3 separate regions of the Homo sapiens genome follow, and all the other regions are linked to region 2. Evidence: read pairs that join two places in POLR2A ChIA-PET (ENCODE). Cell type or tissue: MCF 10A. All regions are shown on one strand.

Region 1 (8,000 bases), 96 kb before region 2:
TCGGCCTCCCAAAGTGCTGGGATTACAGGCATGAGCCACCGCTCCTGGCCGGAATGCTTTAGAGTGTAGGAACACAAATAACACACTGTCCAGACACAAACTGGTATAATGAGCCATTGGCTTCATATGAAATTCACTTCGTCTTACATTTCTCCCTTGTTTTAATATGGAAAACAATTAAATGACATTTAAATAGTGGGGTCTCTTGAGCTCTTCTTTTTCCCAGTGAAGAAAAACACTTTCATTTATGACCTATTTCAGGCAACATGGATAACAACGTTAGAAAAATAGCAAATGACCATTATGGTTGGGTTTATTTCAAATGTAGTTGAGAGGTTAGGCTGTCTTTGGAGCCTGCAGCTGTTTTTCTGACAACATGAAGTTTTCTGAGATATGTTTTCACTGAATGCTAAAAGAAACTGGATATTTATTTTGATACAAATCAACGTGCCTTTGGGGTGTTATGTTTCTGCCCCAGGAGGATTACTATGGGTGAAGGAGAAGTACTATGTTGCCCTTGATCCCTAACAAGCACCATCACTCTCTGCAGCTTCCTAGTGTGGTCCCGATGGACAATCGAATGCAAAGGAACTTGAACTCCATGATTAAGAAAGGAAAAGGAAAAAAAAATGTGAAAAAAAAATATCAAAGTTTTAAAAAAAGGGTTTGTCTGCCAAGCAAACAAAAGTCATGGCTTTAACAAAAGTCATGGTATCATCTACACATTTTTTTTTCCTTTGTGAAGAACTGTGGCTAGACTAAACAAAACAGAACAGTACAGAACTCAGGGATTCAAACCAAGGTAATATGTCCTTCTTCCCTTTCTCCAGTTGGCATTGCCACATTCTACATAAGACAATGGGGGCTGAAGCCTCATCCTTCATGCTACCTCAATCAAGAAGCTTTCTTTCTTGGACATGTGCACAAGTTTGTCCTTCTTGTGGTGTGAGTATTCACTAGGGATGCTCCCCCTCCTAAACTTCTCTTGAGTTGAGCCCACAATCCCCACAACCATTGGGATGCATTGCATTGCATCAGCAGCAGGTGTTTTCTTGCTGTTGTTAATCGTTAGAAGTGTCATATTTGCACCGTATGTCTAGGCTAGTTCCGGCTGATGGGACTGATGCCACATGTGAATCATGAGTTGAATGTATAAAAATTTCAGCTTTGCCACTGTTGTCCTTTGGATGGATATTATGCACAGGGAAAAGTAGATGGAGAGGAAAACAAAGAGTTGATCAGCTCCTAGTTCTGGAGTTGGTTATTAGAAATTATAAAAAATGGTGGCTCTGCTCAGAAGACATGGGCATATGAAAGCCTGGAGTGCTTAATGCTCACATTTTCCCTTCAATGATAGAAATGGAAGTAAACATTTATTACCATTTGGTCAAGTGTAGCTTAACTTGCATTCATATTTCATTGTTAGTAATGGAGGTATGTGGAGATATACACAGACCTTGAGACAGCTGTTTTTTAATATTGCATACAGGCTAGCAGTTCATTGAAAACAGAGGAGAGAAGCCTGAAGGTTAGATCTTAGAAGAAGGCAGTTCTTCATGCACAGCTTTTGTCAATCCTGATTTGGTTTGAAAATAAAAATCATGGAATACCAAAATCAAAGGAGAGTTGATTAAGGGAAAGGGAAAAGGGGATCATCCCAGGAAGGGTGATGTCACTGGCCAGGAAAATGTCAGGCGAGGTTCCATGTCCTCACTCAAGTCCAAAGGTGCTGGTTTCCTCTACTGCTGTTAACAGCTTTTCATACAACATGGAGTACGAGGGATACGGTGGAAGATCCAGTCGGTTGAAGCATGTGTGTGCCCTGAATGGGGAGAAGAGATTGGTGAGAGTGTTTGTTTCAATGATACAACTGGTTCTGGATCTGTGACTGTCTGAAGTTGTGATTCAAAAAGGAATCAAAAGTGAGCAGGACCATGATTTAGGACCACCATAAAACATTGCACACTAAAGAGCCACATTCCTCTAGAATGAATAGACTGGTGGAAGGAATGGAATAACTAAAAATGGGTTGTTTGCATTTGCAAGCAAACCAACTACACTAGAATGACACTAGCAAACTGATTATAAACTCTATGGTATCAGCCTGATTTGCAAATGAGTTACAAATTTTGATGTGGTCAATGAAGGAGGCAGAAATATAATTAGTATTGAAGGATTATATTCCTAAGTCTTCTTGCCCAGCTCTGATTTCTGAGCCTCTGTGAACCACATGCATCTATTTAGAGGAACCTGAGATGGCCTGGAATTCTGAGATCCAGTTCTCCATTCAAGTCAAGTGTGCTCTGGAGACAAGTCTGACTCCTCTACCCCAGTAGAACCCACAGAACCTAAAGTCGAAGTGCTGCATTTCCAAGAAAAGCTGCCCGTGTGAGCCAGTCCTCTCTGGATGCCTGGAGTGTCCTGGCGCCCGGGGTTCTAGCTTGCTTCATGTGCTTCCTCCTGCATGGCCAGTGTCTGCCTTAGACAAGGAATGTCTTCCTCGCCAGAGGCTAACACCTGGACCTGGAAGACTCATGTGGCTCTCCAGCAGTGGGTACAAGAAGCCCAGCACACATAGATTCCCTGCTGTGGAGCCTTGAATCACCTGACTAGCTGCTCCCTGCCAGAAGTTCTTTGTTTTTACAGAAACTTTGGCTGATGCCGAGTCCTGTACCGTAGTAGAGAGAAAGGTGGATGGGTGCAGGTGAAAGTTCATTTCCTGCCTTTTCCTCCCTAAGGGTGGTGTGTTGAAATGGTGTTTTCAGACACCAACCAGCACAGAAAAGGGCACTCTAAAATCAAACCAAATCAAATAAAATCAAATCACAAAACAAACATACAAAGAAACAAACAAAACTAAACTCTTCATTAGAGTTTTATTTGGGATATTAAACTCTTCTTTTCATTACAAGATCCCTAGGGGACTTGTGTATTATTTACACCTTTGTTTTAAAGTATATAAATCAGAGTATCAGATCACTGCCCAGGCTGATGCAGCACTCAGGTTACGGGGGGAGATTATTTTGGGAATAAGGAAGATGGGAAGAGGAAAGAGGGAAGGTGGGGTTTCCTGCCCATCGAGAATCTAGGGAGGATGCTGGTGTTTTCATCTGCCCAGCACCCATTCCTCCTCCTGGCAGTCCTTGGGGAACTATCCCTAACCCCTACCTCCCTCCTCCCTGTCCCTTTCCCCGCTCAAGCTCCAAAGGCAGGCACAGGGCAGTAGAGTGTCTGGTCTTAGGCCTTAAAGACATAACTGGGAAGAAACATACGAATACAGATTGGCAGAATTCTTAAATTATTATCTAAGATTCAAACAGGCCTTCCTTTACTTTAAAAGAAAATAATTGAAATACTTTACCTAGATGTAAATATTTGAGTGAAAGGGAACTCAGTAAATTGAGTAGGATGGTTACAGTGATTTCTCTCTATGTTAAAAAGATTGCAATGAAACTAGAACATACATTGGGCTATGGCTAAACAGGCGAAGTGGGGTGAAAAATCCCAAGCATGCTTTTGGAACTAGCTGAATTAGCCAGGGGCGAGATAGGAGCAGGCATCATCTTCATAGTTTTCTTCCTCTGGTCATTTTAACTGGCACTCATGAGTGGAAATATTACAGAAAAAAAATCACCTTTACAAATTAGTTGGAACCAAATTAATTCTGTAAAAGATCATTTCTGGGAGTAAACAGAAAGCATTGACGAATAGCACCTAGTCTGAACACTCATGGTTTACTTACTAGTTGCTTTTATTGCATTTATTTAGAGCCTTGGTGAACTCCCTTAGTTTGTCATCTAGAATGAACGAACACAATCAAATCATGATCCAATTCAGCATTCCTAAGAGCTCACCACCCTCCAGGTGTGGTTCTGACAGCACCGAGTGCCTGCTTACCTCATTCCCGTGCACCAAACCAAGCATTGCCCGGTGGTGTGGGGCAGTGGACAGCAAGAAACCAGGGCTTGGAAGACTTCTATGCTGACCCCGGTCTAGTCACTTACCAGCTTTATGACACTGGAAAAGTCAATTAATCTTCCTGAGCCTCAGTTTTCTCACTTGTAAAGTGGGGATAATAATATATGCTGCGTGCACCTCAAAGGGTTATGGGGAGGATCAACGCCAGAACACACATAAATGCGTTTTGTAACCTGTGAATCATCATTTAAACATAAGATTCTCTTAATAATGCAACCATGATTGTGATAATGATTTGGGGAACCGTGTCATACTTGTGGCAACTGAAGCCTCTGGAGTTTTGCACGTGACCTACTGGCAGGTGACTCACTCTCTTCTCACACTTGGTGCGATGGATGTTTTGGAGATCTGCACGGGTCTTTAAGTTGTGTCGAATTCCATGCCATTGGTGTCAAGCTAGGGTTCCAGCATTTTGAGATAATTTTGGATTGGGTTGTGCCAATCCCTGTATTGTTTATCCTTCTAACTGTGTCATCTACACAGTTGATCTCCCCGTCTCCTCTATTTTTCCAAGTTATAGATTGAAATGTTAACCAACACAGGGCCAAAGAAAGTCTTGCTCCTCTCTACTAGAGACCACTTTAAGGTTGTCTAGAAACACACAAAAGTGGCAGCAGTCACTCCTCTTTGCTGCCAATTGTTCAGCCGGTTATGTAAGTTGTGTCTTCCCTTCATGCCAATCTTCTTCCACTGCCTAACTACAGCCTTGTTCTCTTCAGATAGGCCTTGCTCTCTTTCCTTCTAAATTTACTCTTTTTCAAGTTTGCCAATAACCTCTTGATCCCTAAATCCAGAAGCCCATACCGCTCCACCTGCTCCAGCTCTTTAAAAGCATTTGACAGCTCTTCCTCTGGAACATCTCCCTCCTTGGCTTCTCCTTGGTTTCTCAATGGCTGCCATTTTCTCTGCTGAGCTCCCTGATGGCACCCTCAGGCCTCCTTTGTAGGTCCTCTTCTGGCCTTAGGTACTAGAGAGCAGCATTTCTCAGCTTGACACGATTCACTTTTCAAACTTGATAACTCTTTGTTGTGGGAGCTGTTTTGTGCATTGTGAGATGTTTAGCAGCATCCTTGGCTTCTACTCAATGGACACCAGTAGCACCCCTTCCCCTCAACCAAAAATGTCTCCAGACATTGTCAACTGCCTCTTGCGGGGGAAGAGGGGCAAAGTCGCCTTCCCCAGCCCCACTTTGAGAATCACTGCTACAGAGTAAACCAACTACTAACTTAACCAGGCCTCCAACTCCACCCTGGGTCTGGGCTTAGTTTACATCTGCAGTGAAACATGTTCATATTAGAATTTCGTTTGCAACTTTTAGGCCAGTTAATTGCTCATGACTCATAGCTTTGATATCCCTGGTCCCTGCCCCAAAGGTAAACCCAAAGATTCTCCCCTCTCCTTTATTCTATCTCCACACTGCCCAGTGCTACTTCGACTCTGACCTAGCTTCTGCCCTTCTCTTTCCTTCTGAGCCTTTCCTCTGTCCTCCTTTGAGCTCTTGTTCAAAGTAAAGAAACTTTGCCACCTCCTTAAGCTCTTTCCAGATGCTGCCTCCGGGTCCTAGTGTCCCATCTCCAGTTCTCATGGGTGGAAATTGCTCACTGCCCCACACGCTGTGACGTGGATGGACATTCTTCACACTCCCTGCTGTCAATTCCACGTCATGACTTTTGCAATCCTTGATCAGTTTCCATTCCTTTGAATCTCATGTCATTTAGATAATTTATTTTTAAAACCATAGGTTTTGGCTGGCATTTCATTTTAATGAAATAGGATAGAGCAGAAAATAGATTTTATTGCAGATAATAAGGGTAAAGTGCTGTTTTGAGGAACTTGAGTTTCAGATATACACACACATATGTGCAAATGAGTACATGTGCATGTCCTGAGTTGTGATATAAAAGGCATTTCTTTCTGTGGACTATGGTTTAAGAAGCTTGAAAATCAGTGATCCAGATAGATCTTTGGTTCCTTCTGACCCTCTGAACTTCTAACTTATTATGACTATTATCTGGCACTTTGCTGAAGTCTTCTTTTCCACTTCAAGTCCTCCTACCAGACTGTGTGGCAACTAAGTCCACATGGCTGACAGGGTGAACACCCAAGCCCCCAGTTCCTTGACCTCAACTCCAGTGACAGTCCTGCCTCTCATCTACTTCAACTATGAAATTATATCCCAGAAGCCTCTACCCTCAAAGTCCTTTCTCCTGGCCCTCACACATCTTTTAGCAGGCAGGGGCTTGGACTGACACAAAGGTTTTATGTAGCCTGGGCTATGACCGGGTTTTGCTGTGGCGGTGTCTGGCGCTCTCATCTGGGAAGCCAGTTGCCTTTCCTTTCTGCAGAGGAAGGACTTGAGGAAAGAGCTGAAGGCTGCCTCTCCCAGAGTGCAGGCCACATGCACTGTGGCTCACAGTACCTGGGAAGCCCATGCCACCCTGGGTCTGCTTTGCTTCCTGCCTGCTCAGGGCTTCCTGTCACCTGCCATAGTCAGGTCAGGTCTTCCCGAACGACAGTTTCTGGAAGTCAGAGGTTCTTTCTTTCTATCCACACATAGATGACATTTTTTTAGGTTCTTTGATCTTCAGACATTGTCCAAAGGAGATTGGACAGGGGTCACTATTCAGGGAGTTATTTTCAGTGTCCTCTTAGAGGCATTTGCTTCTTGTCCCAAGAAGAGGTCCCTACTTCCCCAAGAAACCATCTCGGGGGCTTGTGGTGCAGCAGCCCTCTTAGGGGTGCCTTGGTTCAGATATGAAGAACGTGTTCATAAGCCCAATGTCTGCCTTAGAAGCTCTCTGTGTGGGTTAATAATATTAATGTGTATTTCAAAGCTTCCAAAGCAAATATGGAAATTACATTCAATCTGTGACCCCAGATAACAGAAGCAATGACTCTCATTTCCTAAAGAATAGAGACTCCTCAGCACGGTCTTTTCTTTTTTCTTTCTTTTTTTTTTTTAATTTAATTTGAGACAAGGTCTCACTCTGTTGCCCAGCCTGGAGTGTGGTGGTGCAATCACAGTTCACTGCAGCCTCAGCCTCCTGGGCTCAAGTCATCCTCCTGCCTCAGCTTCCCAAATAGCTGGGACTACCGGTGCATGCCACCATGCCCAGCTAATTTTTTAAATTTTTTGTAGAGACGAGGTCTTGTCCTGTTGCCCAGGTTGGTCTTGAACTCTTGGGCGCAAGCTATCCGCCTGCCTTAGCCTCCCACAGTGCTAGGATTACAGGCGTGAGCCACTGCGCCCAGACAGCAGGGTCTTTTGTTTGTGGCTCACCAAACTCTTTCTCAACTGCATCCCCTGTGATGTTGCTCCGGGCATCTTACCCTCTGCACTGGCCAGCTGCACCTTCCTGAACACGTGCTGCCATTCCCCGCTCTCAGCCCTTGCTTGTGTTATTGCTTCAGCCTGGAAGCCCCCTTCTCCCTATTCCTTGCCTCCCAATCCTCCCCTAAATGCCAGTTTTTTAGTGGCATGTTCTCTAGGCAACTTGATTAGGAGGCTCTGTTTCACACTCTCGCAGCACGCTGCTCTTACCCCCTGTGCTCCTCTGATTCTACCTTGTGCTGTGATTAGTTACTATCAGGCCGTGTTCTCCCTAGATTGCAGGTTCCCACGGGCAGGTGTGTGGTTGTAGCTCAGCCCCTCCTCAAGCTGCATGCTATCATCAGTGATGACTCAAGCTGCATTTCTCTAAAATAAAAGCAAGATGTTTCCAAATAACTATATTCTTGAAATCATCATTCAACTTAACAAATGCAAATTCTGCCTTTTTAGTCTTCTTTTCTTGCCAGACTTACATTCACTAGGTTTAGCTATTGGTAGAGCCATGCAAACAACAAAGACCCTTGGAACTGAGGGTCTGCTGAACTGAGTGGGTGAAGCCAGGGCTGAAGCCTGCACCAGGGTGTTCAGCTGTGGTTAACCAGCTGGGCATGCCCATGAATGCTGACCGACACCAGGTGAATTGTCCTCGGGGAAAATCTGGGAAACCTAGGTGAAAGCTATAGTCCAGTAA
Region 2 (8,000 bases):
TTGAATCAGCCTGTGTCTTAACCCCCTCAGCTCAGTCTCTCCCCGACACTCTGCCAGAGAAAATGCATCATCAACCCCTCTGGTCAGGCAGCCCAAGTGCTACTCTTGGTTCCTGTGGCCTGCTGCAGTAGACCCAGGCTCCTTTGCATGAGTTACCAGGTGATCTGCTGCCCAATCTCAAGCCCCTCCTCCCCTCTCCCTCCTGCCAGCCACCCACACTCACCACCCTGGACTTATCCCCCAGGCCTCCTCACGGGTGCATCCTTTCTACAGATGTCCCTCTGCCTGGACTTCTTCCTGTCCACTTTCGACCTTCAGGACTCAATTCAGCCGCCTCCCCAAGAATGCTCCCTGGCGCCCCCAGAGCACTCTGTCCTCCCTCAGTTCGGCCTGGTCCTGTCACACTGGGCTGATGTTTTTCACGTCATTGCTCCTCAAAATGGGAACTCCTACTCTTTAGGTGTCACCTTAATCTGTCTTTGTGACTCCAGCACCTAGATCTGAGCCTGAACCACAGAAAATGTTTGTTGAATGGAAAAATTAATGAATATAGTGATATCATGCCATTGCTTTCTTGAAAATACCAAAAAAGCAATGAAAAAACTACATATGTAAAATCATATGAAATTTAACTTCAGCACGATATTCGAAAAAACCATATCAAAAGGAAACCTAGTTATTTACCTAGAAGAACTCTGCTTTGAAATTGTATCAGTGAAAATGATTTTATAAAATGATTAGGCTGAAGGGAATCTGGCCAATTCATAATCTTGCTCCTTTAAAATTTTAATAATAATAAAAACAGGTTTGTTTCCAAAGCACTTTCACTGACATTAACACATTTCAGCCTTAAAAAAAACCCAAAGAGGCAACAGCATTTCCAAATCCAGCCTTTTTCCTTTTTGGGAGACTCACGGATAGTCAAAAGAGTGGACTGAGCTGTTTTCTTTGTTTTTTCTTGCTTATGTTAAAATTCTACCCTTTTAGATCTATCAGATGACTTTACAAAGCTGTGTTTTGGGTCTTGCCGAGCCAGGCCGCCCCCTCTGCATTTTAGGGCACTCACATAATTGGCATGTAGCACAGTGAAGAACTCGGGGTTGGTGATGAACTTGACCGCTGGGGACTGCAGCAGCAAGGTGATTTTTTGTGAGTTCACTGGAGAAAGTGACCCTTCTCTCCTTAGATCTGAAAAAAAGTGAAGCAAAGCAACAGAATGCATTGGGAAAAAGGCATTTCAACCTCTGTACTTCGCTCCTGACAGTGGCAGCACACAAGCCTTCACCCACACAGCAGACTGTTGGATTTAGGCCAAGTGTCATTACTTTATGTATGTCAGTTAAGAATCATCATTTCCTTAGTAGTGTTTCGCATAACTTCAGTAAGGCTCAAGTCCTCCAACATCTCTTCCCTTTTATCACAATGATTTTCTTTCTTTTCTTTTCCCTCCCTCCCTTCCTTCCTTCTTTCCTTCCTTCCTTCTTTCTCTCTCTCTTTCCCTTTCTTTCTTTTTCTTTCTTTCATCTTTCTTTCCTTCTTTCTCTTTCTTCTCTCTCCTTCCTTCCTTCCTTCCCTCCCTCCCTCCTTCCCCCTTCCTTCCTTCCTTCCTTCCCTCTGTCCCTCCCTCCTCCCCCCTTCCTTCCTTCCTTCCCTCCCTCCCTTCTTTCTTCTTTCTTTCTCTTTCTTTTCTTCCTTTCTTCCTTTCTTCTTTCTTTCTTCTCTCTCTCTCTTTGTCTTTCTTGAGACAGCGTCTCGCTCTGTCATCCAGGCTGGAGTGCAGCCGCGCAATTGCAGCTCACCGCAGCCTTTAATTCCTGGGGTCAAGCCATCCTCCCAGATACTCAGCCTGCTGAGTAGCTGCGACTACAGGCATGCAGCACCATGCCTGGCTATTTTTTTCTTATTTCCTTCACAAGTTGCTAACCACAGCTGTGATAGATTGTTTGCAGAAAGGACCACAATTCCTCTCCTCCTTGTATCCACACCCAGTTGTATTGGGACTTCGCTGCTCTTCCCCTTGCTGAATTGGGGCTGGCCTTGTGCCTTGTTTCAACCAATAGAACATGTCAGAAGTGACAACGGGTCAGTTCTGCATCAGGGTTTCAAGAGACCTGTGTGTCTCCACTCTCTGGTAACCCTGCCACTGCCATGAGAATGAGCTTGGGCAAGCCTGCTGCAAGATGAGAGGCCACCAGGCCACAGGAGCAGGAACAAGCCACCCTAGTGGCAGCCATCTCAGGTCAGCCTGTGGCCGACTCCGCAGCTGACCCACGATGGACAGGTGAGCCCAGCAGCATCCTGAGGAACCACCCAGCTGAGCTCAGCTCAAATTGCCAACCTGTAGAACTGTGGGGTAGATGCATGGCTGTGAGTTTCAGCCACTAATTGTGGGATTTTTTTCTATACAGTAAATGCCAACTTATTTAATATCAAACTCAGAAATAAACTTTCTGCTGCTTTTTCCTCATGTTTCTAGTTACTTGGCTATTGTACCATGTCTCTCTCAGAAGTTTGAACAAAGAAATTAATAACAGGCCAGGTGTGATGTCTCGTGCCTGTAATCCTAGCACTTCGGGAGGCTGAGGCGGGAGGATCACTTGAGGCCAGGAATTTGAGACCAGCCTGGGCAACATAGCAAGACTCTGTCTCTACAAAAAATGAAAAAATTAGCCAGGCATGGTGGTGCATGCCTGAGGTCCCAGCTACTCAGGAGGCTGTGTTGGGAGGACTGTTTGAGCCCAGGAGTTTGAGGCTGCAGTGAGCTATGATCGCACCATGCACTCCAGCCTGGGTGAAAAAGAGAGACTCTGTCTTCAATAATAATAATAATAACAGAAAAACCTAAACTAGTCAGTTTAGTTAGCATACCTGGTAAAATGAATAGAAAGGGGGAAATTAAAATTGGTGGTGGAACTGTGGATGTGCATTTTGAAAAATCACATGAAAATGTCCAATATTCTGCATTGCTGTAGACAGCTAAGACCTGGCAGGATTGGAATCCCAGTGCTGCCTGCCCAGACTGTTCTCTAAGCCTTCTTTTGGCAAATAAATCTGCCATCATTTACCCAACTTAAAAAGAAAGTGGATTATTAGGATGTCACTGTGATAATCTTATCTCATTACAGGTTAAAAAAAAAAAAGTGGAAGCCAGTCTCATGCCTTTTGATTATCCTTGTCTGAGTCCCACTTGGGCAAATTCAAAGAAATGAAAACCATGAAAACCAGACCAAGGTGAATGCCTACTGTAGTGGGAAAAAATTCCCTCCTGTGGCATGCTGGAAAACCTCTTCACTCCCAGGTTCCTCTCTTGGGGGAACTGAATTTTATTCTACAAACAAGTGATTATTCCTAGTGTTGTCACATGGCTCCTTTGCAATATACTGTGAATTTTTATTGCATGTTTTATTTATAAGTGAAAAAATCCTTAGAACACCAACAAATACAATAAATTTACTTAACAATAACTTATAAATAAATAAAACATTTACTTAACAATAAATGATTGAGCCACTGACAAAGTTGCCTTGCTCCACAAGCACTGTAGCAAACTCAGCTCCATCCCCAGAATTCATCTGCTTTCCTGTCTCCAGATCCCCATGCCAGGGTGGTGGTGTTTCCTTCACTGTGATCACTTCTCCTAAGTTTCCTGGTGGGAAGCTCATTCTGTCTGCTTTCCCTTGCGGGCACCAGGCATGCCTCTGTCCTCCACCCTGGACTTCCACTCTCTTCACCCTGGGGCACATTGCTCCCCATGAGGCAGGGTGGGAGGCTTGTAGCCCTCTGTCACACAGCCCCTGAAAGCCATCACAGGTTGTGGGGACCCCTCCTCCAATACCTAAGCTGGACTGGGAAGATTCGGCTTCTGAGTCACTCCCTCCACCTCCGCCTCCTCCTGCTGGGGCTTGCTCGCAGCTTTGGCTGCCAGAATCTTCTTCGGACCTCTCTGTTGCAATGGTTCGCTGAATGTTTTGATACCTTTGCATTAGAAAATGGAAAGACAGGAGTTAACTTTGGTTTGCTCCTTGGGGGCCAAAACTCTGAATCAGATAATTGGAGAAATCTGTAAAGAATTGTCTTGAATGTCAGGAAAGAAATGCTTAAAATTCCCACAAGATAGCCAGAACAATTAGCAAGACAAGTATCTCTAAGACGATTCAAGTTCTTTTTGTTTTGCAAGCTATGATGAGTTTCAAGTATGGCGACTTTTAAAAAATCAACACAAATAATAACTAATCATGCAAAACAGCCTGTGCCCTGCATTAAACAAAATCAGGCTAAGTCTAAAATAAGAGTGTGGGAAGTAAATTAAAATGCTACAACTAAGATATCAAATTACCTCAACATTATTGTAATAAGTGTACAAACTGGGCTAGCAGTTCTACTCAGTTTTATTTGTCGGGTAATTGATATAATTGGGCAGAGGTCATGGAAATATTACATCTGATAGCATGCTGGCAAATAAATAAATGTTTTCTGCTTATTCAAAGGCTCATTTTGTTTTTCTTCCCAAGTTGGGGATTTAGTCATTTGGCCTGCCAGCTGGCCACCTTGCCAAGTACTAAATATTTCCTAACCCTTCCAATGTGTGCAGGCTCTGTGCTGGACTTTCAGATGGAAGAGAGGATTAGAATATGACATTGCCCTTTAAACACACACAGTCGAGATGTAACAAAAGGGAAATGGGACAGAAGCCATAACTCCAGCCAGGTGAAAGGCTGTCACAGACAGGCAAGAGGTATGTGGGACACAGATGAGGAGACTCCCAAGGTTTGTAAATTGTGAAGCTGGAGTATGAATTTGTTGGGGAGCTTGTTGGGAAAGGGCATTTCAGAAAAGAAACAACATGTACAAAAGCAGGCCACCCTTGGGGAGCTCTGAGATGCCTGGCAGCGGCATCAGGATGTGTGGGCACCTGGCAGGGCCAGGAGACCAGTGGAGAGGGAAGAGGGAGCCCCAGAGGGCGCCCTGCAGTAGGATGGGTGTTATTCTCTAGGCCACAGGTTCCCCAACCTGAGCTACGCAGAATCACCCGCAGGACTTAAAACACAGACTGCCAGCCCCACCCCCTGAGTCTCCGATTCAGTAGGTTTGGTGTAGGGCCCAAGAATGTGCATTTCTTTTTTCTTTTCTCTTTTTTTTTTCCAGAATGTGCATTTCTGATGAGTTCCCAGGTGATCCTGATGCTGCTGGCCCAGGGATCAATCTTGAGAATGAACCATTGCTCTTGGTGATGGGTGGCTGCTAAAAAAAAACCAGGCAGGGCCAGATGTACATGGAGATTGATCATCCAGTGTCGGAGTGGAGAATGCACTGGAGGAGAGGAGCTGGGAGCTGTGGAGAGCAGCTGGGGGCTCCTGCAACAGCCTAGGCTGGAGACTTTCCTGGAGACTTTTTGTCTCCAGGAAAGCAATGAAGGGGTGGAGGGAGGGGGTGAAGAGGAGGAGGAGGATGAGAGACAAGGTAGCAGGGAATAGCCTGTCTCCAAGTGCAGTCCCAGGTGGGAAAGCACGGGGATGCTCGCTGCACAGATGAGGCTCCACTATGGCAGGATTTCTGCAGACCAGTGCCCCGCTCTTTCCTTGACCTTACAGAGGAAAGCTTTTTTTACTGTAGTCTCCAGCCATTTGCAAGAGCATCATCTGAGTGATTGTTAAAGTTACAGAAATTGAAGCAAAAGAAAAATCTGCATTTCTAACGAGTTCTTTAGGAAGTATTATTTATATCTAGGTTTGAGAACTATTGGTCTAAGGGCTTTCTTTCAGTTTTATTTTATCTGGAGAGACTCCCACTCACTCTGACACCTTTCAGAAGCCACCTTTGCCTGTAGTGGTTACTGCAAGGCATTTCCTGAGCCGGCCTCTTAGAACAAAATGTGGAAGGGGGCAATGAGCTGAGTGGTGGTGGAATTACAGAGAGAATCATTTGTTGTAATTCACCACCCCGTACATCTGTGGTGGGAGGTTATGAAGAGTGATGGATGGTGAAGGATGGCACTCTGTGATCTTCTCTCTGCTGAGGACTCAGGGAATGTAGCCATGGCAGGAAAGCAGGGGTTGCCAGCAAGAAGCTGCCCAAGTGTGTGACCTTGACCAAGGCAGGGAACGGGGCCTGCCAAAGACTAAGGCAGCTGCTACTGGGAGGATTCCCTAAATGCTTTATGGCAGACTGCATTTCTCAAAATGGTTCAACGATATTTTTAGACCCACATGCTCTTCCAGAACTGTATCTCTCCTTTTAAAAGGTAGAATCCATGTCCCCTTCAACTACCTTGACTAATAGAGTTTGTAACAGTTCGTGATGGAACTTAGCAGCCATGCTCTGAGGTGGCCCAGGCCTCGTGGAAAGTCTCTGTGCAGGTGTCCTGGCTGAGAGGCCCAGCCCACAGCCAGCATCAACCTCCTAATATGTGAGTCTCCAGCCCCGGCCACCCTCTGACTGCAACTAGGAGATATTCTGGGAGAGAACTGCCTAGCTGGGCTCAATCAAACCAGAACCATGAGAAATAACGGTAAGAAGAAATGTTTGTGGTTGTTTTATGCCACTACGTTTGGTGTAGTTTTACTCAGCAACAGATGCCTGGAATAGGGCTTAGACAAATGTCAAGTTGTAGCCTCTCCTTTCCTTCCCAATATGCAGTAAACACAGCAGAGCATTATGAGTAAATATGATCTTATTTGATGAGGATAATGTCAGCAGTGTCACAACCTACTTCACATGTCCTCAGCTGGACCTTGGTTATTGCAGGCCTTACTGAGTCAACAGCCTCAAATCCTGCATTTGACCCTACGTCTGACCTCTGCCGAAGCACAGAGGCAGTTTGGGGAAGCAGGTCATGCAGTGACTTGAGGAGGGTCTCTCAGTCTTTCAGGGCAGGACTGCAGCCTCAGAGGCTCCCGAGCTTTAAACAGGAGAGGGAGGCAGCTCTCTTCTATTTCATTAGGAATTATCCATCAATATCCTCCTCCATTTTTTTGTAGCAAAAGGTTAAATATTTATAATAGATAGAGGGCTAATGAAAATTAGCTAGAAAGTCAGCTGAAATACATAATTTGTAAATGGACACACACACACACACGCACACACGCACACACACGCACGCGCGCACACACACGTACAAAGCCAAACAAGAAGGAAAAAAGCCCTCCAAAACCAAGCCAAACCAATCAGCCAACTACACAACCTCCCCCCTTTAAAAAAGCCCAAGAACAGACAATTCACATGGGAGAAACTACTCCTTATTAAAGAAAAGCTTATGGAAAACAAGTTGACCCTTGCTCCAACAAGTGAAATGTAAGTGGCATCAAAATACGAGGAGCACCTCTTACATCAACAAAAACAAATCAAAAGATAAGATGGAAGTGAAGCTGTAGCTGTTGGTAGAATAAACCCCTAGAACCGCAATGTCTAATGTAGAAAGCAGTTAGGCATTGATACCAAATGCCAAATCCACATTTATCTCCCTTGGCCTAATCTTTTGGGAATAGAACCCTAAGGAAACCCTCCACTATAAGGCAATCTTAGTATTTAGCAGGCCCTTGTGACAAAAAACAGTGACAAAAGCAATAAGCAAAACATTCAACAATATGAAATCAGGTTAACTAAACTTCAGCCATTCAGTGGAATACTATACAAGCAATTACATGTTAACCTGAAGACTATGCGGCAATATTAAATGCTTACAGTGTAGTAAGTGAAAAAAGAATATGAAACTAACTACATATCACCATCATAACCATGTAAGAATTGTGCATGCATATGGAAATTGAAGATGGATACATGTTTTTAAAAAGCTAAATTGGCTGGGCACAGTGGCTCATGTCTGTAATTCCAGCACTTTGGGAGGCCAAGACGGGGGGATGACCTGAAGCCAGGGGTTCGAGACAAGCCTGGCCAACATGGTGAGACCTTCTCTCTACTAAAAATGCAAAAATTAGCTGAGTGCAGTGGTGCATGCCTGTAGTCCCAGCTACTCGGGAGGCTGAGGTAGGAGAATCGCTTGA
Region 3 (8,000 bases), 110 kb before region 2:
GTGAACTGGAGGCCCACAAGCACTGGGGGAATGGGGTGGAGCCACCAGGAATTCGTGTCTTATGCAGGGGAGGAGCCTGGCTAAGGAGCCTAGATAAGGAGCAAAAAAATCCTGCATCACTACTGTGTGGGTAAAATGCTATCAAACAGCATTGCATGCTACAGAGGAATCTTTTGTGAAAGAAAGGGTCAATCAATGTGGCAAACATCATCTTTGTCTTATATTAAGAAATTGCTACAGCCACCCTAACCTTCAGCTACCACCACCTTGATCAGTCAGTTGCCATCAGCATGGAGGCAAGACCCCTCACCAGCAAAAAAATTACAACTTACTGAAGGCTGAGATGATCAATAGCACTTTTTAGCAATATAGTATTTTAAAATTAATGTATGTTGTTTCGCATATACATTCATTTAAAATGTACAATGTATGTACATTGTTTTTCTAGACATAATGCTATTGCTCACTTAATAGACCATAGAATAGTGTAGACATAACTTATATATGCACTGGGAAACCAAAAAATTTGTGTGACTTGCTTTATTATGATATTATTACTGCAGTAGTCTGGAACTGAATCTGCAATATCTCTGGGTTATGTATGCCTATTGTGCCTAATAGAAAATTGGTTGTACCTATAAAAATATTAGACAAAGTAGATGTTAAGGCAAGAAGTATTATAAGAGATAAAATGCATTAGTGAAAAAAGAATCAATTCAATGCTATCTTTAAAAGATAGTATTGAAATATACGAAGCAAAATGACAGAACTAAAAGGAGAAATACACAAATCTACCATCACAACCTGAGATTTTTAACACATTCCTCTCTGTAACTGATAGAACAAGCAGGGAAAAAAATAGAAAGGACATAGAAGCATTGAACAACACAATGAACAAAATTGACATGATACACATACAACACTACAGAATATATATTATTTTGCTGCAAAAAGAATATTTATTGATTATGTAGTGGGTCGTAAAGCACTTTTCAACAATTTTAAAGGACTGAAATTCTATAGAGTATGCCCTATCATCATAGTGGAATTAAGGAAGAAACCAAATGTCATCTATTATTTTGATATAAAACAACCACAACCAAAAGCCACAATCACAAATAAGTGGAAATTGGCCAATTTACTTCTCATCTATGTTGACAGAAAATGCTGGGAAAAAACATTGCATAATATTCAATACCCACTCATGACTGATTAAAATAGAAGGGAATTTCCTAAACTTAAGAAGATACATCTCTAAAAAACCTACAGAAGTATTATCGTTGAAGTCAGAGGCACAGCAAAGTTACGTGCTATCACGACTCTTATTCAGTGTTGCAGTTGAGAACCTAAATAGTGCAGTAAGACACTCTGGCATTAATATTGGAAAGGAAGAATTTAAATGGTCATGAAGGAATAGTCACAATTGTTAAATGTAGAGAATTCTATATTCTACTTCTAGAATATCCAAAAGAATAAACTGGACCGGGCTCATGCCTGTAATCCTAACACTTTGGGAGACCGAGGTGGGAAGATCGCTTGAGCTTAGGAGTTTGAAACCAGCCTGGGCAACATAGTGAAACCTTGTTTCTATTAATGCTATTTTAAAATGTAATAAAAAAGGGCTGGGTGTGATGGCTCATGCCTGTAATCCCACCACTTTGGGAGGGAGGCCGAGGTGGGTGGATTGCTTGAGGTCAGGAGTTCAAGACCAGCCTGATCAACATGGTGAAACCCCGTCTCTACTAAAAATACAAAAATTAGCCGGGCATGGTGGCGGGCATCTGTAATTCCAGCTACTCGGGAGGCTGAGGCATAAGAATCGCTTAAACCCGGGAGGTGTAGGTTGCAGTGAGCCAGGATAGTGCCACTGCACTCCAGCCTGGGTGACAGCATGAGACCCCATCTCAAAAAAGAAAATTTTAAAATAAAAGAAAATAAATAAATAAGTAAAATGTAATAAAAAAGAATCAACTGAAAAATATTAAAATTAATATATTTTAAAAGACAATTAGGTTTAATAAAAATAAATCAATAGCATTCCTACATAATAACAATGAGATATGAAAGCTAATGGGGAACTATTCCATTTGAATAAAATGAAAATAAAGCATGCAGAAACGACCCTCACAAAAATGCACAAAGCTTATATTTTATTTTAAAGAATGTATCTATTCTAAGAGACATAAACAAATGCTTCAATAGAGATACATAGATGAAAAGATTAGATTCTGTAATTCTTTGGAAATAAATCAGTATCTTTAACAAAATTCTAATAAGTCTCAAAAATATGTCTTTTGGAATGTGTTAAAATTATCTCAGAGTTCATCATGAAGAATATCCAAATGAGTGTAGCTAGAAAATTTTTGCAAAAGAAAGTCGTAAGGAGAGAACTGTCCTAACATATTAAAATACAGTATGAAATAAGATAGCTCAACATAGCAGAATAGTTTTGAAATAGAGTTATAATATTTAAGAAACCACAATAAGCCCCAAATCTTCTAAATCATTAAATGTAAAACAAACAAACAAAAACTACAAAATCTAGAAAGAAATGACACATAACAATTAGCTGACTTTTTCTTTTTTTGTTGTTTTTTTGACACGGGGTCTCACTGTTGCCCAGACTGGAGTGGAGTGGTGCCAGCTCGGCTCACTGCAACCTCTGCCTCCTGGATTGAAGCGATTCTCTTGCCTCGGCCTCCCGAGTAGCTGGGATTACAGGCATGTGCCACCATGCTTGGCTAATTTTTGTATTTTTAGTAGAGACAGGTTTTTGCCATGTTGGCTAGGTTGGTCTTGAACTCCTGGCCTCAAATGATCCATCCTCCTTGGCCTCCCAAAGTGCTGGAATTACAGGCATTAGTCACTTTGCCTGGCCTTGACAATTAGCTGATTTCTGAAAGAAAAAGTAACTTCTAAGAAATAAAGCAGTGGAAAAAAACTCCAAGAAAAATATTTGACTACCTAATAATTCAAAAATCATTGCATATCAAAAAATGTTATATGCAAAGTTAGAAGGCAAACAAGCTGGAAATACATTAGCAAAAAGCATTATAGATAAAAATCATACCCTAAATGAAGAACATATAATAAGAGGTGTGCCAACACTATATTAGAAAGAGGTCAAAGAAAATAAAAGATTTTTTTATAGTGAAATGTTCAAATTTAATTTATATTTCCTGGAGAAATATAAATGGGGTTTCATTTTTGCCAATAAAATTGGCAAAGATTTTTAGGGTAATTCAATGCCCATTGTTAGTGATAATGGGGAGAAAGACTGGAAAGATAAAAACCCAAGTGCTTTTTGTTTCCTTGTGTTGTTCTGATCTGTGTTTTTCTGTATAGAGCGCTATACCTGATTTTATCAGATATTCTTACCTGGCCCACCTGTTTTAATATCAACCTGAGTTTATCTTTATCAAATTGCATTATAAGTGTATACTTTCTTTCTTCCTAGTTAGATCAGAAGGGACCATTTATTCTATATCCTCAGTGTGTATAAGTGACACTTTGTAAATATTGATGAATAGATGTGGTTGAATTGAGTATGCAATGCTCTTACTATCCGAGTAAGATAATGGTTAAATGAATTTTGATATATTTACCTGATAGGTTATTATGCAATACTTTTTTTTTTTTGAGATGGAGTTTCTCTTTTGTTGCCCAGGCTGGAGTGCAATAGTGTGATCTCAGCTCACTGCAACCTCCGCCTCCTGGGTTCAAGCTATGCTCCTTCCTCAGCCTCCCAAGTAGCTGGGATTACAAGCATGCACCACCATGCCCAGCTAATTTTGTATTTTTAGTAGAGATGGGGCTTCCCCATGTTGGTCAGGCTGGTCTCGAACTCCCCACCTCAGGTGATCCGCCTTCCTTGGCCTCCCAAAGTTCTGGGATTACAGGCGTGAGCCACCGTGCCTGGCACTTACATATCAACCTTTTGAAAAAGATTTTTAGGGTAGAAAATCAGTTTTCTTAGGTCAATCTGACAGAAGTTTAATCTAAAAAAAATCAACTGGGCAATATTTTTAAACATACAATTATAATAAAAGTATACTTTGTAAATATATATATATATGAAAAAGATAGATTCACTTATTTTTAGAAGCTAGGTCTTTCAAGTGCTGTAAGCTGCCAACATTCTCATTCGTGTTAAATACTTACAGGCTTCAAGGGACTTGTTTTAGCAAACAAACAAACAAAAAAGTAGGCCGAGCATGGTAGCTCATGCTTGTAATCCCAACACTTTGGGAGGCTGAGGTGGGCAGATGGCTTGAGCTCAGGAGTTCGAGACCGGCCTGGTCAACATGGTGAAATCCTGTCTCTACTACAACTACAAAATAATTAGCTGGGCGTGGTGGTGGGCGTCTGTAATCCCAGCTACTCGGGAGGCTGAGGCAGGAGAATTGCTCTAACCCAGGAGGCGGAGGTTGCAGTGAGTGGAGATCACACCACTGCACTCCAGCTTGGGCGACAGAGTAAGACTCTGTCTCAAAAAAAAAAAAAAAGTAAAAAGAAACTGTTCTTCTCAAACCTGCCTTTTCATGGTTTATAATCTTTCATCCCTGATTCATATATTTGAATCTTTCTTCATCGACTTGGACATTTAAAAGTAGTTATGTTGTGGCTTTTTTAGAATGCAGTACTATTTCAAGTTCCATTGGCTCATTCCATCTGTGGATTTTCTTTCCTAGTAATGGAGTTCCTTATATATTTTATACTTTTTTGATGATGAGCTCCTATTTTAACTGTAACTTTGTATTTTTAAATGTTTCAAATAGGGTCTGAGTTGGGAAAGAATCTCTATGATGTGGTTTCTAAATGGCCTCTGCCCTGACTACAGAGCTTGTTGATTGGGAGACAAATTTCTGGCTTAATTTCTCAATGGAGCTTGGGGGTTCTGAAGCATTTGGATGACGTGAATTTGTGTTCTGCACTGTCATGAGCCATGAGTCAGGATTCAGGATCTGTGGTTCACACCACTTCCTCCATCAAACAACTTATTGCCTGCTCTGTGCCAGCAGAGGAGGTTTTTACAACCCAGTCATGAAGAAGTCAGCACTTTCCCAATTTCAGGTTCAATGCCAAGAGTTCATTTTCAGTTCCTTGCTCTATAAGAAGACTGAGGGCTCAAGTCCTGACCCAGAAGAAAACCCATGTCCTTAAAGTGTTTAACCAATTCTTACTAACCACTGTAGCTGTAGGTTTCTTTTTATTGCTAGCTTCTTAGCTTCACTGTATATTACATTAAAAACAATATATATATATATTTTTTTTTTTTTTTTGAGATGGAGTCTTGCTGTCACCCAGGCTGCAGTGCAGTGGCACAATCTCAGCTCGCTGCAGCCTCTGCCTCCTGGGTTCCAGTGATTCTCCTGCCTCAGTCTCCTGGGTAGCTGGGATTACAGGCACACACCACCATGCCTGGCTAATTTTTGCATTTTTAGTAGAGACGGGGTTTCGCCATGTTGGCCAGGCTGGTCTCGAACTCCTGACCTCAGGCAATCCGCCCGCCTTGGCCTCCCAAAGTGCTGGGATTACAGGCGTGAGCCACCACGCCCGGCTTTTTTTTTTTTTTTTCTTTTTTTGAGACAGAGTCTCGCACTGTCGCCCAGGCTGGAGTGCAATGGCGCAATCTTGGCTCACTGCAACCTCCACCTACTGGGTTCATGTGATTCTCCTGCTTCAGTAATTAAGTAGCTTGGATTACAGGCACATACCACCACACCTGGCTAATTTTTTGTATTTTTAGTAGAGTCGGGGTTTCACTATGCTGGCCAGACTGATCTGGAACTCCTGACCTCATGATCAGCCCGCCTCAGGATCCCAAAGTGCAGGGATTACAGGCGTGGGCCACCATCTTTTTACATTTCGAGCATGAGGGTGGTGGTTGTTTTCAAGTCAGCTTAGTGCTCCATCTTAATTGGAAGTCTGCTATTGTTTGCTTGTTTTTTTGTTTTGGTTTATTTTTCAGTCAATTCAGCTGTCTTTTTATGTATTTTGCTTCTATTTCTCAGGGGTCATGTCTTCTGGCTAGCTATTCAGAATGCCAATTAGAAAATACATATTTTTTTTGAGCCAGAGTCTTGCTCTGTTGCCCAGGCTGGAGTGCAGTGGCATGATCATAGCTCACTGCAGCTTTGAACTCCCAGGCTCAAGGGATCCTCCCACCTCAGTCTCCTGAGTAGCTGGGACTATAGATGTGTACCACTGCATCTGGCTAATTAATTATTATTTTTTTTTTTTAGGAGAGATATGGTCTTGCTATGTTGCCCAGGCTGGTCTTGAACTCCTGGCCTCAAGCAGTCCTCTTGCCTTGGCCTCCCAAAGTGCTAGGACCACAGGCATGAGCCGCTGCACCTGGCCCAATTAGAAATTTTTTAATAATTTCAATTGTTGCCAGTAGTGAGTCATCTTCAGGGATGAACTCTTCCTTTGAGTCTTCAGGGTGCTGTTTCTTTTTCTTGTTCTGTGATGTTTGTCATAGTTTCCAGAATTATTTGTCCTTCAGTGAGTAAATTAGACCTAGCTTTTGCTAAGGAACTGTGTGTCTGTGTGTGTGTGTGTGTGTGTGTGTGTGTGTTTTGGTTCAACCCTCTGTTCATTTGGACACCTGGACTCCTACATCTGGACAGCAGGTAGGTGAGCACAGACCAACTGGAGAATCTGGTAAGTATTCATCTAAGTGAAGCTCAGTGGAACTGAGGAAGTATTGCCTTCTACCTTTACTGCTTGCTCTTCTGAAAAACTATGAAAACTACAAGCCACCGCAGGCTTGACCAGAAATGCTTCAGTTTCAAAGGCATTTGCATTTGCTGTCGCCTTTGACCAAGCCACTCTTCCTCCAGAGAGTGTCAACGCTCATTCTCTCATCTCTTAAGATTTTGCCCAAACATCATCTTTTGTCAGCACCTTCCCTAAAAATTCTTTTTATATTTCTAATCCCTTCTATTTCAACCCTCTTCATTTCCTTTCTCTTCCTTTCCTCTCCTTTTTCCCCGTCACACTTACCACCTCTCAACATACTCTATTATGTACTTACTTATTCTTTGTTTTGTTTACTGATGCAACACCAGTGCCTAAAACAATGCCCAGCACAGTGCTGATGTTCAATAAACATTTATTGATAAATTGAATAAATAAGTGCTTTGCCACTAGGGTTCTTCTTTCTCCTACCCTCCCCTACAGAATTTGTGTATGGGGGCTTCATCTTTTGGAATATGCGATACAGGATAATTTTCCTTTAGTTCCTGCTGTCTACATAGGAGTTCTAATCCAGGATAAACATAGAGTGTTACTGATGATGGGGTGGAAAGAGTATCTAAGAACAGTTTAGTGTCTGACCTGAATGAACGAAGTCACCTCCAGATCCACCAGTAAGATGCAATTTTGAACCATAACTTGGCCTTTGATATTTTAAAACTCTTGATACATATCATCAAATTATATTCAGAAAAGTTATGCCAACATGCCAATTTCTCTTTTCTCTGCAGTCTCATTATTAATTAATTAATTAATTATTATTTTTTTGAGACAAGGTCTCACTATGTTGACTAGGCTGGTCTCAAGCTCCGAGCCTCAAGCAGTCCTCCTGCCTTAGCCTCCTGAGTAGTTGGGATTTGTGAGCCACCAGACTTGGCCATTGTCAATTGAAACTAAAGAGTAGCTACCATGCATAGTGAATGCTCTCCTAAGGGTAAACGGTCAGTGTTTCTTCTCAAAAGTTATCCTAAAAAGGAAAGAATGCTGAATGGTCTTTGAATCAATTATCTATTGCCACAAAAAAGTACAGTGATCACAAAATATCACTGGTGTTTAACCATGCACTTTTAGTGTTGATGTCTCCGGGGTCAGCTGGAGGTTGGCCGGGTGGCTCTAATGATCCTGGCTGGGTTTGCTCAAGTACCTGGTGGTCAGCTGGCTGTTGGTTGATCTAGCCTGGCTCGGTTTGGCCCCTGACATCTCTCATTCTCCTCTTATTCCAGGCCTGCTCTCATGGTGAT

What was found. ChIA-PET counts read pairs that join two places held together with the same protein. Peaks named below come from ENCODE experiments on the same cell type or tissue, not always from the same donor. Only the 100,000 strongest peaks of a DNase experiment are listed, where the experiment ranks them.
Region 1: POLR2A ChIA-PET joins it to region 2 with 14 read pairs; 2 of 35 experiments call an interaction of 5 or more read pairs at or near these places.
Region 3: POLR2A ChIA-PET joins it to region 2 with 13 read pairs; 7 of 35 experiments call an interaction of 5 or more read pairs at or near these places.

The regions. Positions count from the first base shown.
Region 1 is chr7:43,555,637-43,563,636 of GRCh38, reverse strand. It overlaps HECW1 (HECT, C2 and WW domain containing E3 ubiquitin protein ligase 1), which reads right to left. Exons shown (of 30, transcript NM_015052.5): 30 at 1-1,822. The coding sequence ends at 1,711. Among named protein-coding and RNA genes, the nearest start is that of STK17A, 23 kb to the left of the region's middle. In MCF 10A, no CTCF peak of the experiment used is centred here; a DNase peak (open chromatin) is centred at 4,246.
Region 2 is chr7:43,459,635-43,467,634 of GRCh38, reverse strand. HECW1 (HECT, C2 and WW domain containing E3 ubiquitin protein ligase 1) reads right to left here. Exons shown (of 30, transcript NM_015052.5): 14 at 3,836-3,975; 15 at 1,067-1,188. Among named protein-coding and RNA genes, the nearest start is that of LUARIS, 59 kb to the left of the region's middle. RefSeq lists an enhancer at 1-134. In MCF 10A, no CTCF peak of the experiment used is centred here; DNase peaks (open chromatin) are centred at 1,304, 3,904 and 4,564.
Region 3 is chr7:43,569,642-43,577,641 of GRCh38, reverse strand. No RefSeq gene overlaps it. Among named protein-coding and RNA genes, the nearest start is that of STK17A, 9.5 kb to the left of the region's middle. RefSeq lists enhancers at 1-182, 1-513 and a silencer at 5,013-5,092. In MCF 10A, no CTCF peak of the experiment used is centred here; DNase peaks (open chromatin) are centred at 21 and 4,971.